Linked DNA regions of Mus musculus: all the other regions are linked to region 3. The links are chromatin loops, found by intact Hi-C in ENCODE. Cell type or tissue: heart. All regions are shown on one strand.

Region 1 (2,500 bases), 290 kb after region 3:
TACGTCTTCAGTTCCCGAATCCTTACAAATAGGCAGAGGCAGGAGAACTGGCTAGAAGCTTGGACTTTGCTCTATTAACCAGTAATGCTTCTATAGAATGTGAATTTATCTGGTATAAGCTCAAAGAGCAGTGTTGTAGCCAATCACACTAGGGCAGTGGGAGGTCTGTGATTGGTTGGGGAAAGGGGAGGCAGAGCTAAGAGTAGCTGAGAGAGAAGCAAGGTAGCTGTGGACAAGTACCCACGTGGCATTTTCCAGCCACAAGTAGCTATGATTTCACAAGGTTAGAAATATTGGGATAAAGCTTTTATCATCATCAACTGGCTCTGAAATTATTGTATTGGCTTCTTGTAAATTGTGATATTATTGATACATAAATCTGATTGGTTAATTAAGCTTTAAGTGTCTTGATTCTACCAGGGTACTGGGTATTATGATGTGACAGATGACCTTGGGGTGCATGGTAGCAAGAGGAACTGGGGGACAGGGGGCACCAGAGAGATGGCCTGGTGGGAGTCCTGTAGTCCTGCGTGGCCAGAGTGTTGGTGGGCAGGCAGGAGGGCAGAAGCCCCGTGGAGAGTTGGCAGGTTCATTTTTTTTTTAAAAAATATTTCCCACAAAAGAGCAGTGTTTGAGATCCTGTAGCAGGGTAATTAAGAGATAAAGTCATGAGAGAACCTGTGCAGTAATAAGGTAGAAGGAGAGAAGTGACTCTCAAAAGTTGTCCAATGGCTCCTTTACAAGAGGCCACAGCACATGCTTGTTCATACTCAGACACACCTATTAGATAGACAGATATACAGACAGACAGACAGACAGACAGACAGACAGACAGATAGATAGATAGATAGTTGGATAGATAGGGGGGAGAGAGAGAGAGAGAGAGAGAGAGAGAGAGAGAGAGAGAGAGAGAGAGCATTTGCTAAAACACAGTGTGCCACAGCACATGCTTGTTCATACTCAGACACACCTATTAGATAGACAGATATACAGACAGACAGATAGATAGATAGATAGATAGATAGATAGATAGATAGATAGTTGGATAGATAGGGAGAGAGAGAGAGAGAGAGAGAGAGAGAGAGAGAGAGAGAGAGAGCATTTGCTAAAACACAGTGTGGCCAAGGAGCCATCACGATTGATACCATATATTTCACCATCTCCATTTATTTTTGCTGACTCACATGAAGAATGGGGAAGCTCTCTTTCTGTTTCTGCACCCATGTCCCTAACTCCAGTCCTTACTGGTTTTAGCACCATGTGTCTCCATTTGTAGCATCCCAGTCATTTCTTCTTTTCTCATCTCTGAGAGGTGTATCTCTTGTCCTTCTCTTTTCAGCCAGCCCAATCCAGTTTCTCTTACAACCTCACCTATCCATGTCATTGTAGAGCCTGATTCAGCAGGACTCTTTGGCCAGCTTCTTGCCAACTGTGTGCAAAGATCATGGCAGCATGCCCTTGGGCGGTTACATGAGCTGAGGTTGCCATGAGTGGAGTTGTGCCTAGCTCCCACGCAGGGTGATATAATGAGGTCCCCTAATGTCAGTTCTTGATGTCCAGCATTCGACTGAGATGTCCTGTTGGCATTTTTAGCACCTGGAGTGACATCTTTGTAAGGAAAGCTAGAAGCCTGCTTTGGTCTGAATATCTGTTTCTTCCAATTTTGAAATCCTAAGTCACAGGGCAATACCATTCAGTGTTGGGGCTCTTGGGAAAGCATAATGAGCAAGGCCCTATCAATGAGTTAAAGCAGTTATAAAAGAAGTGCACAGACACTTATTGCTCCTTTTGCACATGAGCACACAAGGAAAACCATCATCTGGGAAGTAGAAAGAGAAGACAGCACCGAGTGCTTCATCCGCAGATGCCTTGATACTGAACTTCCCAGCCTCCACAGGCACAGAAAATGTTTGCTGTTCATAAGCCACCCAGTATAAGGTATTTTGTTACAGTCCTTTGAGAGGACTAAGGCTGTTATGAACTTTATTTAGTTTTCTATAGCTGATTATTCTGCCTTAGCAAGTTTGTTATTTTTATTTATTCATTCATTTTATTTGGTGGTGCTGAGGGTTGATCCAGGGCTTTGTGCATACTAGGGAAGTGTTCTGCCATTGTGTATCATTCCTAGCCCTGCGCAAGTCATTTGAAGACACAAAACATGTGCAGTTCCTCCCTGCTATAAATGAAGACTTCTACAGGATCTGCTTCAGCAGCCATGTCCTCACACATCTCATCACTGACAGATACCTAAGTAGAGAGAGGAAGGCTGGACCATTTTCTGTCTACTGCAGCATGTCTTACAAAAGACTTAAAAACACACTTCCTCCCGAGCACCCAGGAACTCTGCCTAACCAGTTGCATGGGTTCCTTTTGGTCTGGGCCAGTGCCCTGAGCAGACCTTGAAAGCAAACTCTGCAGCCAGTTCCACAACAACCAGAGAAAGCTCTATTCCCAGGTGTTCTAACACTCCTAGGATCATAGGATTAGAATTGAGGAAGAC
Region 2 (2,500 bases), 810 kb after region 3:
GTTTGTGTCATGCTGTGGTGCGAACCCAAGGCTTCATGTATTCTGGGCAAGCATTCTACCTCGTGAGACCCATCCCTCCGGGCTCCAAGATCAAGGAGGTGTCATCAGCCAGGAGACATAACATCCCTGAATATTTAGATACTCAAAGACAAAACTTCAAAGTACCTAACTGTCAAATTGACAAAAACTCAAAGGGAAAATAGCTCATGAGGTTAGGTGATGATTTCAACATTCTGTGCTCACTAAAAATGGCCGAAACTGATGGCAAAAAAAAAAATAGATAAATATTTAAATCTAAATATCTAATATCTAAATAAATAAATAAGGTTACAGAAGATATGATCAACAGCTGGCAAATGAATTGATATTTATTAAAAAAATTCTGCTCAATTACAACAGAGTGGATTTTTTTCCAAATGCGCATGCTGGACCAAAAAATTAAAAAAAAAAAGTTAATGCCCCTTTAGAAGCTAAATCTTTCAGAGAAAATTGTTTGATTACAACAGAAATTGTGGCTATTGTTAGCAGAGATTGGAGAATTCTTCCAAGAGTAGGAATTAGGTCAGTACTCATCATATGAACACATTATGACTCAAATATTAAATCCATGGGATATTCAGGAGTATCTTCAGCTTCATGAAAACAGGAAGAATGAGCAACTGCGGAGACTGTAAATCACGAGTGCTCACAGGGAAATGTGCAACTTTATATATTCACACGGGTATGAGAAGAGACACTCATAACCAATGATCTACACGGGAGCCTTAAGATGATAGGGAATGAGAGGAAGCTAGACCTGCAGTAGAAATAAGACGACAATAAAGATGCAATTCAGTGAGAGGGAAGACATACAGTCAAAAGAGACAATGTAGAAATCGTTCTTTCTTTGAAAAGGTCAGCATAGTTACTAAAATGTGTGCTTAAATGATAAAACCAGTGATCAATAGGATTGAAGGATAACATGATTAGAGGTCTCTAGACATATTACAATATTATAAATTGATTTTTTTAAACAAAGGAAGGATAGATAGCTAGATAGCCTTGCACTCGCTAGTGTGAAGGAAAGATAAAGTGATGGATGGACCTACGGACACTCAGTCCCTCACTCCCTGTCCCAGGCTTGGACCTCACTGGAAACCTTTTGCTCTTGTTCCAATATTAGAGGTCTTAAAGACATTCCTTAGAACAATGGTTCTCAACCTGTGGGTCACAGCCCCTTTTTACAGGGGTCACCTAAGCCCATCCTGCACATCAGATATTTATATTGTAATTCATTACAGTAGCAAAATTACAGTTTTGAAGAAGCAATGAGATAATTTTATGTTGGGGGGGGTCACCACAAGATGAGGGACTGTATTAAATGGGCACAGCATCAGGAAGGTTGAGAATCACCACCTTAGAATGTGTAAGTGGGTAAGATGCCTAGAAACCAGTGGGATCCAAGGAGAGGGAACAGTAGATCACCGTCAGCATCGTTGTTTTTTGCAAGAATGACCAGTAGATGGCACAAAATCCACATGATAGAGACCTTCCAAACTCAACTCACTGTCCAGTAAATACCAGGAAAACACCAGTGAATTGTCTTCAAGAGCTTAGGTTCTCACTTCCATGACAAGAATCCAAATCTGAAACCATCTAAGACTCTTGTTTCTCTCACGATTAAGACTCACTAAGAGAACATAATCTACTCTGAAAACTCATTTTCAAAAGGCTTGACTATGCTTTCTCAGACTCGTTAGGAGAATGTTCTTCCTATAGCAAAGATTGACAACCCAAAGTGGTGAGTCTCAGATGGCTAGAGAGATAGATATACAGGGGATAATTTTGCACAAGGGAGAGTTCACCTATCTGAAATCTGCGGAAATAAGGCGCTATTTACGGTTCAGAAGTAATGGGAGCTGGTATTTGTTCAGAACACTGTAGTAGGCAGAACCAATAAACATTAAGGAGGAAGACAGGGTGACTGATGATACAGCTTGGTGGTGAAGAGCACCTGTAGAGGACCCATGTTAAATCGCTAACAGCAGAATGTGCTACAAATGACAGGCAATTCCAGGTCTGGGGCTCCTGGCACCTCCTTCTGGCCTCACTTCCACCCACACTTATGTGGGATTACACAGGTAAATAAAAATAATAACAAGCGAAAGAAAGAAAGGAAGAAAGAAAGAAGGAAGGAAGGAAGGAAGGAAGGAAGGAAGGAAGGAAGGAGGAAGAAAGGAAGGAAGGAAGGAAGGAAGGAAGGAAGGAAGGAAGGAAGGAAGGAAAGGTAGATTTATTTATTGTCCTAGCATCCATCTCTCTTGCTGTGATAGAACTTTCTGAGCGAAAGCCATATTGGGGAGGAAGGGTTTGTTTGCATTACAGGTTGGATCACATCATCCAGAGAAGCCAAGACAGAAGCTTGAAGTCAAAACCACGGAAGAACCTTGTTTATTAGCTTACTTTCCATGGCTGCCTCAGCCTGCTTTCTTTTACAACCCAGGACTCTCTGTCCAGGGTG
Region 3 (2,500 bases):
TGAGTCCCAGCAGTGAAGTATCCTGGGAAATGTAGTCCAAGCTCAACTGGACTATAAAGGGGGGGCGGGGAGGGGGGAAAGGTTCTGATGAGATTATTCTGAGCTCCAGTTTCGTCCCATGCCCTGCAGGTGTACAACCTTTTGACACTACGACATGATACTGTGACATGGTCATTTCCAAAATTTACACTAGAGAAGCCCTCAATCGAATATCCAAATAGGAAAAAGAAAAGAAAAATCTCACAATGCTTAAAGTTTAGGATTTTTGTGTTGGGCAGCATTTATTAGTATCCCGGGCCACGTGTTGCCACGAGCCTCAGGTTGGACACACCTGCGAGAGTAAATGTCCTGACTTGATACTATCCAGGTATTTTTCCATTCACAATCTGTGTTGTTTATGTAAATATGCCATTTAAAAAAAAAAAACCTACACTTGGAGAACTAAGTGACTCCAGAATTTGGGAGGGTAAGTCAAAACGATCACAAGTTCACAAGTTCGAGGCCAGCCTATGCTATAAAGGGAGCCAAAAATCGAGAACATGCAAATTCTCATGCCTCCAGATTCTCTATTAAGAGAGAATGGTCTTCCAACCATAACTTGGTTCTCTTGTTCATAGGCGGCACCTGATTACAAACTTGCAAAGCAGACTTTTAAAGCACCTGAAAAAAAAATCCTGGTTATAAATATCCTAGACCCACAATGTGAAGCCTACCTTCACAACAGCACTTAGTCCCTTCCCCTATTTGTTTATCATTTCTGGCTCCTGGAAGTTTAGCTTTGACTTTGATCTAACAAGGATCTATCTGCATGTAAACCCAGGCAAAGAAGATTTTTCAGGAGCTTGAATACGTGTGAGACAAAGCCAACACCCACAAAGTCATACCCTAAGGAGATTTTATGACCATCTTGTTTCTGTAAAAACATCTGCGCCACAGTAGTTATGAAATGAGGATTTTTTAACTATCCAAGCTTGTGCTTCCGAAGCTGCACGCCAGGTGGCGCTATCAGCCTGCAGTTCAAAGCCTTGGTTCCCAGCAAGGAACCTTTGAACCTGTTTTTTGTTTGTTTGTTTGTTTGTTTGTTTGTTTTTAATCGATTGTTTACTTTCTTCTCTAGTAGAAATTTGCAACAACAAGATGCACTCACTTTTGCTGAGTAAAATTTGACACCACTCAAAAGAAACGAAATGTGTGCAAGGGACACGGATTTTAGTAGGCTATTCCTAGAACCCAACTTCTCTAATGTATCAATACCAGGAAGTTGGTTATTTATTTCAACACCTACCCACCCCCAATACCCTGCAGACCTGATTTAACTTAAATCATGAGTCCTTGCTAAATCAAGTTTGCTGCTTTGATGCCAAACTTTACCTACAAAAGGGATCTGGGAAGCTTCCTGACTCTTCTGACAATGTTCTGAAAGAATATCGAAGCTTAGAGTGGCGGCTCTTGCCAGTGAGGTCAGCATATGGGAGACTTAAAACAGAAGGTTAGCGACTTCAGCGACTGTTATTATCCCGTTAGCATTTGTGTGTGTGTGTGTGTGTGTGTGTGTGTGTGTGTGTGTGTGTGTGTCTAAGCTCCGCCCCACAGTTACCCTGTAACAGCCAGGTGTGCTTGAATTACTTTAAAGAGACTGCTTGCTCCCTCCTCTCTCTTGCCTTCTTGCTCCCACTCTGTCCCCTCGTCCCTTCCCCCCACCCACCCCATCCGTGCTCTTGGCGGCCTCTACTTCCCTCCTCCTCCTCCTCCTCCTCCTCCTCCTCCTCCTCCTCCTCCTCCTCCTCCTCCTCCTCCTCCTTCTTCTTCTCTCTCTCTCTCTCTCTCTCTCTCTCTCTCTCTCTCTCTCTCTCTCTCTCTTCCCCCCCACTACACTCTCAACTCCCCTCTCTGAGTAAGCTCTATACTATACTGGCTGGCTGGTCCCTCAGGGGGAAGGGATGCCTCAGCATGGGCCTATAGAGGCACCCCATTCCCACATACCTGACTACAAATCCACCAAAACATATTCCTCCTCTCTTTATCTTTTTATAAACACACGACAGTTACATTTATTTTTATATTTTAATTAGTTAATTTATTTATTGCTGCTGCAACAAAAGGATTCTGAGGGGGAAACTCCCTGTCAGTGTGACCTCACTTGGGTTTGTCACAGGTGCAGAGTTGAGTCTGGCAAACAGATGCTGGAGTTTCTGGGTCCTTGCACCTCTTTCTAGTGAACTGTATAAAGACACATGAAAATCTTCAGGAATGGTGATTTATTAAGAGCAAGATAAAGAGGTGCCTGGAGATGTGCCAGGCTTCAACCTGCGGTCTGCCTCCAAAAGAGCAATAAAGGAATGAGAGCTGAGCCACACGCTGAAATAAACCCTAACCCTAACCCTAACCCTAACCCTAACCCTAACCCTAACCCTAACCCTAACCCTAATCCTAATGGGCTGAAGTAAATTTTCATGGTCTACTAACAAAGTACCCACTTCTCCCAAGCTCAGGGATTTTC

The links. Peaks named below come from ENCODE experiments on the same cell type or tissue, not always from the same donor. Only the 100,000 strongest peaks of a DNase experiment are listed, where the experiment ranks them.
Region 1: it touches region 3 in a loop (4-fold over the local background); 3 of 42 quality-filtered maps call a loop at or near these places.
Region 2: a loop joins it to region 3, with 4 times the contacts of the local background. A loop is called at or near these places in 5 of 42 quality-filtered maps.

The regions. Positions count from the first base shown.
Region 1 is chr8:114,142,782-114,145,281 of GRCm38, reverse strand. All of the region lies in intron 2 of Nudt7 (nudix (nucleoside diphosphate linked moiety X)-type motif 7), which reads right to left. Among named protein-coding and RNA genes, the nearest start is that of Nudt7, 10 kb to the right of the region's middle. In heart, no CTCF peak of the experiment used is centred here; a DNase peak (open chromatin) is centred at 1,441.
Region 2 is chr8:113,631,826-113,634,325 of GRCm38, reverse strand. No RefSeq gene overlaps it. Among named protein-coding and RNA genes, the nearest start is that of Mon1b, 2.7 kb to the left of the region's middle. In heart, a CTCF peak has its summit at 1,501 (motif pointing right); no DNase peak of the experiment used is centred here.
Region 3 is chr8:114,436,899-114,439,398 of GRCm38, reverse strand. No RefSeq gene overlaps it. Among named protein-coding and RNA genes, the nearest start is that of Wwox, 1.5 kb to the left of the region's middle. In heart, a CTCF peak has its summit at 994 (motif pointing right); no DNase peak of the experiment used is centred here; H3K4me3 peaks cover 263 bases; H3K27ac peaks cover 42 bases.